Regions from separate parts of the Mus musculus genome. Here region 1 is linked to region 2. A link is a loop called in an ENCODE intact Hi-C map of the cell type or tissue named here. Cell type or tissue: heart. All regions are shown on one strand. Region 1 overlaps Gm31512 (a long non-coding RNA gene). Region 2 has its middle 13 kb from the start of Gm40434.

The links. Peaks named below come from ENCODE experiments on the same cell type or tissue, not always from the same donor. Only the 100,000 strongest peaks of a DNase experiment are listed, where the experiment ranks them.
Region 1: it touches region 2 in a loop (4-fold over the local background); 7 of 42 quality-filtered maps call a loop at or near these places.

Annotation. Positions count from the first base shown.
Region 1 is chr12:69,499,741-69,504,740 of GRCm38, forward strand. Gm31512 (a long non-coding RNA gene) reads left to right here. Exons shown (of 3, transcript XR_381638.4): 2 at 1,300-1,632. Among named protein-coding and RNA genes, the nearest start is that of Gm31512, 5.0 kb to the left of the region's middle. In heart, no CTCF peak of the experiment used is centred here; DNase peaks (open chromatin) are centred at 1,011, 1,781, 2,401 and 2,751; H3K4me3 peaks cover 337 bases; H3K27ac peaks cover 2,460 bases.
Region 2 is chr12:69,446,041-69,451,040 of GRCm38, forward strand. No RefSeq gene overlaps it. Among named protein-coding and RNA genes, the nearest start is that of Gm40434, 13 kb to the right of the region's middle. In heart, no CTCF peak of the experiment used is centred here; DNase peaks (open chromatin) are centred at 671, 1,411 and 2,091; H3K4me3 peaks cover 599 bases; H3K27ac peaks cover 1,819 bases.

The sequences.
Region 1 (5,000 bases), 54 kb after region 2:
AAAACAGTTCACCGCCCAAATAGAGTCTCTGGGCCCTGAGGAGCTGGTATTTCTTGGTGTTGAACACACAGAAAGGAAAGCAAGAGGATCACATGACACCTGGCTCTGCTCGCTCAACAGACAGCTCCCACAGCCAGGATCAGACTACGGGGGCGTCAATATAGCCTTCCCAAATTCTTAGGTTAGAAATCGAATCCTCAAATTCATATGTTGATGCTATTTGGAGGCGGGACCTTTGGGAGGTAATTAGGGTTGGATGAGTTCACGGGTGGAGGAGGCCCCATGGTGGCATCAGTGGCTTTACCAAGAGGAGAAATTGAGTTGGCACACTTGCCCTTCCACTCTGTCACAGTGCAGCACGGAGGCCCTGACCAAATGCTGGCAGCATCCCTTGAAGTGTCCGGCCCTCCAAACTGTGTGCACAACAATTTTTTTCTTTATAAATTACATAGATTATGGGGCTAGGAAGGTGGCTCCCGTGAGTAAGAGTGCTCCCAATGCATGCAGGACTTGAGTTCAAATCCTAAGAGTCCCTGTGAAAAGGCAAGATGGGGTCCCTAGACACTGGCATGGTAGATACATGCATGTATCTGGTGTTTCTGGAATGAATTGATATAGTCACAAGTATAATTATTTATCAGTTTGTGCTTCCCAGAATGTTGGCAGATGGCTTCTTTTCGAGTATAAATAAGACGCAGAATCTTTGTACTTCAGTCTTTATACTTGAAATGACTGTTGGCTTTCAAAACATGCAATTCAAGGTTGGACACACCCTGTAGGCTTCTGTTCTATATAATCTAGAACAGGGTGCTGAGAAGAGGGGAGGGGAGGGGAGGGGAGGGGAGGGGAGGGGAGGGGAGGGGAGGGGAGAGAGACCGAAGTGCAGCCGCTGTCTTGGTTTCCATGTTTCTCTTGGCTCACTCACTCTGGGAGAATGGAGCCACCAAGTCTTGAAGACAGGCAGGCAGAGAGTAAGAGGCTGGGCCGCGAGGAGCTGTGTGTCCCTGGGCAGTCGCCAGAAAGGAACTAAGCTTGTAGCGACCACATGACTGAGTTTGCAGGCAGGTCCTTCCCCAGCAGTCTTGGTCTAACTTCAGTCTCAGCGAATGAATGATTCAGCTGAGACCACAGGCCAGAGCCGCCAGAGAAGGCAAGCCAGGTTTCTAACCAGCAGAGCTGAGAGATGACACCCAATGTTTTAAATTGCCGAGTTTAAGAGTAGTTCACTATACAATAATCAAAACAAACAAACAAACAAACAAACAGGCATTTCCTTTCTTGGTTTTGCATTTTTCCTAGGGGAAAAAAGTGAATGAGTGCTTTCACCAGAGGCCTCCAGGAAGGCTCAGCTCCAGGAGACAAAACCCAGGCAAACAATCAGCTTAAAGGAAGCTTCCCTTGAGGCCTGGGGAGAGATGCGTGGGGCTGAGAAAACTTTTCCAGGCTGTGGGAAGAGCTGCTGTGGACTCTGAACTTATCCTTGCTCCTTCCTGAACACCATTTCGAGAACATCTCTGGTGCGGATGTTAACCAGACGAACCGTACAAGCCATGCACCTCCAAGTGGAGGTTCCTCTGGCTGTTCTGAAACTTCGGGGAACAGAATGACTTTTTCAGGACTCTGGCTTTTCAGGTGAGACAGTTCCTGATGATGCTTTTTGGAGTAAGGGCTGAACAGGCACCAGGTACTGGTTTCTCATGTGCTCCTTGTTAGTCACACCTCACCCTGTGTAGAGTACAAACACTCCCAAGTCATGAACAACAGCATCCCACAAGGATGCAGGAGAACACAATCCCGTTTGGTTTTTCAAACAAACTCATTCATTGGTGGGTACAGAATTGCAGACTCCCTGATACTCGTGTGCACACCCCAAGATGAGGTCCCCTGCTCCAGGAAACCTGTAACTAAAAGCACTAGTTTCCTGAAGCTGGCTGAACTGGGTAAGGGTTTTCTATTGCCTTTGAAGTGCAGATCTGGAACCTCTGGGGAGCTTCTATTTTAAAGATACAAGAAGAATAAGGCTGTTTCCTTCCTTTTAGAAGACCGACAGGTATAAACAAACCAGGAGGGGTGGGGGCGGGCTGCCTGGTCTCTGAGGTCAGGAGCCAGCAACAGGAGCGGAGAAGCATCCCTCTGCAATGCATGACTGCGAAGTATGCAAAATCATGCCAAGTTAATTTGGTGCAGCTGGGGAGGATGGGCGGCTCTGTCAGAGTCTGTTGTTTGTGAGCCAAGCACCTCATTTCTCCAGCTGTTCATGAGCGTGTGTGTGTGTGTGTGTGTGTGTGTGTGTGTGTGTGTGTCCTAAAGGAAACAAAGATGTAGAGGAAATGAAGACGTTAGAGCCAGAAGCCAGTTTCTGCCAACAGGAACAAAGGGGACGATTGTGCTTCTCATTCGGAGGCCACACTGTCAAGAGGCACGAGACACCAATACGCACTGAGACTGTATGAGGGCCCCCGCCAAGGGAACGTCCAGATACACTCTTTCACAACCCAGGGCTCTCAGAAAGACTGGTCAGGGCGTGGCTGCTTTCGTGGTGGCCTCTCCAAGTAAGAGAAAATGCAAATATTGTGCCTGCTCTGTAGCTTTCTTCAAACCAGTGCAAGTCTTTCTCAGCGCAAGGTCACACTTTTCTCTCAATATTAGTTAAAAACAGCCCTGGTCTTGTTTCAGGAAAGCTTCCCAGGACAGTAGCCAAACTCTTACCAAACACACACACACACACACACTCACCAGTGTGGGAGGGGTGGGAGGAGGGATGACCAATCCATGTGATTTCCTGCCGGCCTAGAATTGTGCTGGAGTCAGGAGCTTTCTCCGAGGAAGAGCCAGGCAGCATTGGAGAAGCAGTGTGGTGTGCCTGAGCTCACCGGCTCTTCCAGCACCCACCTCAGGCAAGCAGTTTAGCTGCCTCACGGTGGAGGAAATACCTACTTGGTGAGTCTGAAGCAGGACTCCAGGAAACGGCTGCCTGTGGATGAGTTCTGGACACAGAGAACAAGTCTCTGGCTTTCATTTAATCGAACTTGATCCACTCCGTTAAAAAATTCAGCAATTCAGGGACAGTTGATGAGTTCCACAGGCCATGTGGCCTCCTGAGACCCCAGCCTGGCCCTACCTGCCTTGCTAGATATGCAGACAGCTGAGGTGGACAGTCTGGCTTGCCCTGGGTGTTTCCATCCTGGTGGGGTGATGTGGACATTTTGTCCCCTCCTCCCTTTCCCTCCTCTCCTCAAGGGCGGTGTGTGCATCCATTCTCACGGAATGGTCTTGGTATTGGTTATGGTGTAGGGCGGTTCTTGGGGGTTTTTATTTTTTTTAATTTGTGTGTGCACACCTGTGTGTGGAGATCAGAGGACAACTTTTGGGGATTTGGTCTCAGTTTCTGCCCTGTCGAGAGGCAGGGTCTCTCTTGTTTCTGCCATGCTGCATACTCTGGGCTGGCTGTCCCTGAGGCTTCTCCTTCCCAGCTCTTCTCCTGCTCACTGTGGCTGGGGTAGATGACAGGGCTTCACCACTGCATCTGGCTCTTGACAGGGGTTCTGGTCTTTGGAGGCAAGCACTTTACCCACTGAGCAATCTCTCTCTCTCTCTCTCTCTCTCTCTCTCTCTCTCTCTCTCGTGTTTGTTTTTGTGAATTTGACAAAAGCTAGAACTATCTGGGAAGAAAAACCTGACTCCACCAAATTGACCTGCAGATAACTTCATGGGACTTTTTTTTTTTTCTTCTTCTTTGAACCATGATTGATTTGGGAGGGCCCAGGCCACTGTGGGCAGTACTGCCCTTAGACAGATGGTCCTGGGCTGAAAGGAAGGTAGCTGAAAGCCTGGCATGGTGGTACTTGCCTAATCCCAGCGCTCAGGAGGCAGAGGCAGGCAGATCTCCGTGAGTTTAGGGGGTCAGCATATTCTACATAGCAAGTTCCAGGACAGCCAGGACTATATAAACAGACTCTGTCTGAGAGAGAGAGAGAGAGAGAGAGAGAGAGAGAGAGAGAGAAGAAATTCAGGGAAAGGAAGCCAGTATACATACAGCACTCCTCTAGGGTTTCTGCATCAGTTCCTGCCTTGAGTTCCTGCTCTAACTTCCCTTCATGATGTAAGATAAAATAAACCTCTCTTTCTCAATGCTTTCAATCATTGTGTGTGTGTTTCTAAACAAAAGAATGTCCATAAACTTTCTAACCCAAACCTCAGTCCCATGCAGTGGGCTCTCAAATCTCCATTACCAACTGGATGTGTTAGCACAAATCTGTGATCCCAATACTTAGGAGGTGGAGGAAGCTAAATAATAAAAACCTGTTTTATTTTATTTGTTTCTTTTTGTTTCGTGTGTGTGTGTGTGTGTGTGTGTGTGTGTGTTAAAGGATAGGCATGTTAGTGTATTCCTCTAATCCCAGCACTTGAAAATGGAGAAAACTCAGGATGTCAAGGTCCTTGTCTCAAACCAAACCAAACCAAACCAAACCAAACCAAACCAAACCAAACCAAACCAAACTTACAGATGGGTCAGTAAGTTAAGGTGTCAGCCACCAGTCCTGATGACCTGAATTTGATCCCCAAGACCCACAAGATGGGGGCGAGAGCCAGCTCTGGGAAGTTGTCTTCTGACCTGCACAGGTGCACTGTTGCACGTATACAAATACACACACATACTTACTCACAATAAAAACATAAATGTGCTTCACTTTAAAACAGACCAAAAAAAAAAAAAACCCCACCTGCCTCTGCCTTCGGGAATCACCGACTACGGCACCTTCAGCTCAGCTCAGCTCTGTCTAGAAGCAAATATTTGTCTAAAATATTTCCCACTCCCAATGATGACAAGGAAGTGTGAAATTTTTTTTCACCCCAACCATTCATTTCTTATTCTAACTTGTTAAGAACCGAATTGTGTTTCTCCAGAGTTCTTATGCTGTAGCCTTGACTTTGGTTGGGACCGATGCTCTTGGAGACAGGGCCTTTAAGGGAGTAACTAGGCTATTGAGGACTTCAGA
Region 2 (5,000 bases):
AAAGAGATAAGAACTATAAAAACATTTAAAGCTCATTTTTTCCACCCCGGAGTCTCTCTCAAGTGACGCTTGCTACGGTCTCATTGAGGCTAATGTTAGCTGGCGTGGCTGTGCCTGCTGTGTTCGGAAGCGCTCAGCCTCTGCCCACTCGCTCGCGCTTAGAGAACAGAATGTGGCCCCACGAATTTGTGTGTCTAGCAGAAGAAAGGCTCCATCCTGGAAGCTCCAAGTAGCCTGAGGTCACAGGGGTTAGAAAGCCCACTCCTTCCCCAGTCTCCAGTCCCCCTTAATCTAAGCATAAATCTCAGATTACATATGTACTCTGGTTCTCTGTTTCCATCCTCAGGAGAGAAAGCCAGCTTGAATTTACAACCCCAAGCCTGGCTTCCTGTAATGACCTCCTCAGGCAAAGCTGACCAGAGGAAACCATTTTTTTTGTCTGGCTGAGGGATTGGTGCTAGTATCATAAGAGTTCAAAGTATGTTTGAAGCTGCTCCGTTCTTCCCCTAATCTGAAATGGGTCACGCATGGCAGGGCAGGCTTGTGCTCAGTACATAGTCGCATGGCTGTGTGCAGATTCTCCGGACCTCTGCTGCTCAGGGCGTGGTGCTCGCACCCGGCTCGCCCCTCCTTCCCCGCCCTGCGCTCACACCCTCCTCTCCCCTATATGCTTGTGGTGAATGAAGACTGATGTCTTGTAACCTTGGTTAACAGGTTGTGGGACTAGAGTCTGGGTAGGGTGGGGCGTGGCAAGGTTCCCCCTTCTCTTGACAAAGAGCTTGGTTGAGGCTGCAGATCTGACTATTGCAACCGGCTGGGCTGCTTTTCTGGAAGATTGTTTTGTTGGCTGAGCTCCAGCAGTGTAATCCAAGGGGCCTGAAATGGCAAGTCTTGCTGCTTGCCTTTGTAGTTTCACATTTTAAGGATTTGCTGGCGCTTGTTCTGGAAGCAATGGGATCCTCTGCTTTTGCTCCTCATGGCAGCTGTGTGTGTGTGTGTGTGTGTGTGTGTGTGTGTGTGTGTGTGTGTGTGTGATTACAAGGTTTTCTTCATGGGCATGGTTTATGGGTGAATTGTTTACAGCAGCAGAAAGGCTGAGATTAGAGATTTTCCTTTGATTTTAAGGGTTGCAATCCCAGATTTGTGCTTTTGTGCAGAAAGATGATGCAGAATGTTGTAGTGAAATGCGACCTCTCCCTAAGGGCCGATCATCGGGGCTTTCTTCAGGACCCTGCTTCAGCAGTATCAGAGGGAAAGTGATGCGGGAGCAGCCAGTGCTCCAAGTTTCAAAGGACCGGGTGTATTTTCCCATACATTTTGGGAGGGAAGTGAAGTCTTGGGGTTTTGAGGAAGTCGAGGGTGAGGTCAGCAGAGACAGTTATTTATATCTGGATGATGTATAGCGAAAGCACACACTTTCATTCTGTCATCACGGAACCAGTTCATACAAGAGGAAGGGCGTATCTTGCCTTGTTGAAGATCTACTGCTCTAAGATTTCTAGTGTGGTTTAAATTTGGGGTGATGTGTATGGGGCTCTGTGGTATTAGAAGGGTGACTGACCACATATGTTCGTCCTTCAGCCCGTTTTGTGGATAACATGGCTCACTTTCATTGCTTCCAGATCGATTGAGACTGAGGGGTTTTGTTTTTTTTTTTTTTTTTTTTTTTGCTAACTTTCCCAAGATGATCTACAGTGTGAGCAGGTGCGTGTGTGTGTGTGTGTGTGTGTGTGTGTGTGTGTTTTGGGGGGTTTAACATAGGATTAAGAGTCCCTGGGTCTCTGTCATATTTAAGGACGTCTTCTAGCTTTGCCATCTTTACAGCGCTTGAGTTCTGATGTTTTTTCCTCCCCCGGGCTCTTTTCATTATGGGAAATGAAAATGTTTGAGGACAAACATGTCAGAATTGTGAGGGAGAAACTTGGCAGTGGGACGAACTGTGTGATATGCTTGACAAGAATTGAGAAACAACACACCTCAGAAGCTCAGACAGTTCTCATCTTCTGGTTCAGAAAAATGACTCAGAAACCACACAAGGGGAAGCACCCCTGCAGCTCCGGGAAGGCTCTCTCTCAGCCAGTCTTCTCTAAGGAGTCAGCAGCGGCCATTTCCGCACAGCAAGATGTGGCATCTGAGGGAAAGGCAGTGGAGCTCTGCTCCACCAGGGAGGCAGGAAGTGAAAGAGAGAATGGTTGTCCTGCAGAAGGAGAAGAGTTGGGCAAACACTCTGAAAGGCAAATATCTGTAATGATGGGGCAAGGAGAAACTCCGAGTGGCGGGAAACAGACGTGCCTTGGCATAAACACTGAGATTTTTTTTTCTGGGGTTTGCTTAACCCCTGTCTTTGAATGTTTGCCTTTTACGAGAATAAACATGGTTTAATAGTGAGCAAATATTAGTTCACATAATTAGAACCTGTTGAGTTGAACAGGAAACACTGAAGGGAAGCCTGCAGGTGCTTGCAAGCAAGGCTGAAAAGAGGTTCTCGGTATGTAGATTCCCTCTCTGTCCCCCAACAACGGGAGTGCCCTTGAATGGAGCCAGGGTGGGTGGAAGAGGAAATAGACAACTTGTAAAAAGCATGAACAACGCAGGAAGGCTCTGGACATGTTAGTGAGGCTCGTCCAGCACAGGGGAGGTGTCAAAGGTATCTCGGATTTTCAGTTTTGTTCATCGAAGGGGTGTGGGCATCTCACATCCTACCCCTGTCCCTTTCAGAATATGAAATTTGTAAGCTTTCTCCACCTTAGGGTTTGAGTCTATTATCAACTTCATTTCAGGTTTCACAAACTAAAGAAAGGGTTCACTCAGACTGAAGGGGGAGGAAGAGAAAGAGGAGGGAGAGATGGAAGAGAAAGAAGAGTCATTTGCTTTCTCAAATCCAAGTTTCTCTCTGCAAGTGGTTTTCTTTTTTTTTTTTAATTAAATTTATTTATTTATTCCCTATACAACCCAATACCAGCCCTTCCTCTCCTCCCAGTCCTCACACAAGTCTTCCCCCAATTCTCCCTCCCCCTTCTCTTCAGTTTGTGAAACCAGACACACTTAATCTAATAGAACAGAAAGTGAGGAATAACCTTGAACTCACCAGTACAGGACACAACTTCCTGAGGAGAGAACATCAATGGCTCAGGTGCTAAGGTCGAAAAGTAATAAATGGGACCGCATAAAACTGAAAAGCTTCTGTAAGTCAAAAGATACCATCATCAGGACAAAATGACAGCCTATAGATTGGGAAAAGATCTTCACTAACCCTACATCCCACAGAGAGCTAACATCCAAAATATATAAAGAACTCAAGAAGCTAGACACCAACAATCCAAATAACCCAATTTAAAAAACGGGGTGCAGAGCTAAACAAAATTCTCAACAGAAGAATCCTGAATGACCGAGACGCACCTAAAGAAATGTACAACATCCTTAGTCATCAGGGAAATGCAAATCAAAACGACCCTGAGGTTCCACCTCACACCAGTCAGAATGGCTAAGATCAAAACCTCAAAGGACTGCACATGCTGGTGAGGTTGTGTAGCAAGGGGATCACTCCTCCATTGCTGTGGGATCGCCAACTGGTACAACCACTCTGGAAGTCAATTTGGTGGTTTCTCAGAAGGTTAGGAATCGTTCTACTTCAAGACTCAACTATACCATTCTGAGGCATATCCCCAAAAGATGCTTCTGGGGGAAGTTGTGTGAGTTCTTCCCTTCTGTCTTGCAATTCTTACATTCCCAGGTCTGGTTACATTAGGGCAGAGCCAGCAGCCAGCAGCCCTCATCCTCAGGCTGCTGGTGTTGAATGTGAGGTTGCCCAGCTCTGACTGCGGGGAGTCCTTTCCAAAGCTGAGTGAGGACAAATCAATAACTGGCTGCACGGCTCTCCATAACACACAGGAAGATGTGACATACATCGTGGGAGAAAAACAAAAAAATCATTGATGGAAAAATTGATCTTACTAGGGAGATTCATCTGTGCTGACATTTGAAATGGACCTGAAACATGGGCTGAATATTGACATTGAAAAAAGGGTGTCAGGCTGGAGAGATGGCTCAGTAGTTAAGAGCACTGGTTGCTCTTCCAGAAGTCCTGAGTTCATTTCCCAGCAACCACATGGCGGCTCATTAATGTCTGCAACTCCAGTTCCAGGGAATGTGACGCCCTCAAACACTAATGCACCTAAAATAAAAATAAATAATTTAAAAAAGGGTGTCACTGGTATTTTTATGGTATGGTGTGTGTGTACACATGTGCACATACATGCGGAGAAGTCAGGCTCCTCTTCAGTCACTCTAGACCTTATTTTCGAAACAGTTTCTCTCACCGAGCCTGGCTCACACTGATTTGGCTAGACTGGCTGGCTTTCTGTCTCCCAAGAAGTGCCATCTCTGCCCTTTCCGAGCTGGCGTGACATTGAAATGAATGTTGGAGATCGGAATGCAGGTCCTTCTGTTTGTACAACAAATCTTTAACAATTGAACCATCTCCCCAGCCTCTGTGTTACGGTGGTATTTCTAGTTCCGGTTGCGTCTATATCTAACCAGTCCTGGCACTTTTGCAGGGCTGGTCTTAGCTGGCTCTCCCGCTCACTGGAACGTCCTGACTATATTTCAGCAGGCGAGCTTTCACCTACTTACAGCTTATGTAGCCTACCTGGGCTATAAGGTAGGCAGTGGCCCTGTCTGGCCAATAAGAAAAACATAATTGCACAGTGATTGGTAATTGATTCTTGGGTAAGCTTGTGCTTCAGTTTGGACTAGTTTGGGAGGCCTTTTTTTTTTTTTCTTTTTTATTCTTTTTTAATTAATGAATTTACTTTAAAAAGAAGAAGAAGAAGAAGTATATGGGGCAGGGCCTCTTCTTTCTGCTGGGCTCTCATCCTGAGGCTTCCTGGGACCTGTCCACAGAGCAACATGTCTAGGAGTACAGCTATCCTTCTATCCTTCATTTGAGCAATCGGAGCCATCAGAAGTGAAACTCTACTTTGAACACTTTAGGAGTGTGA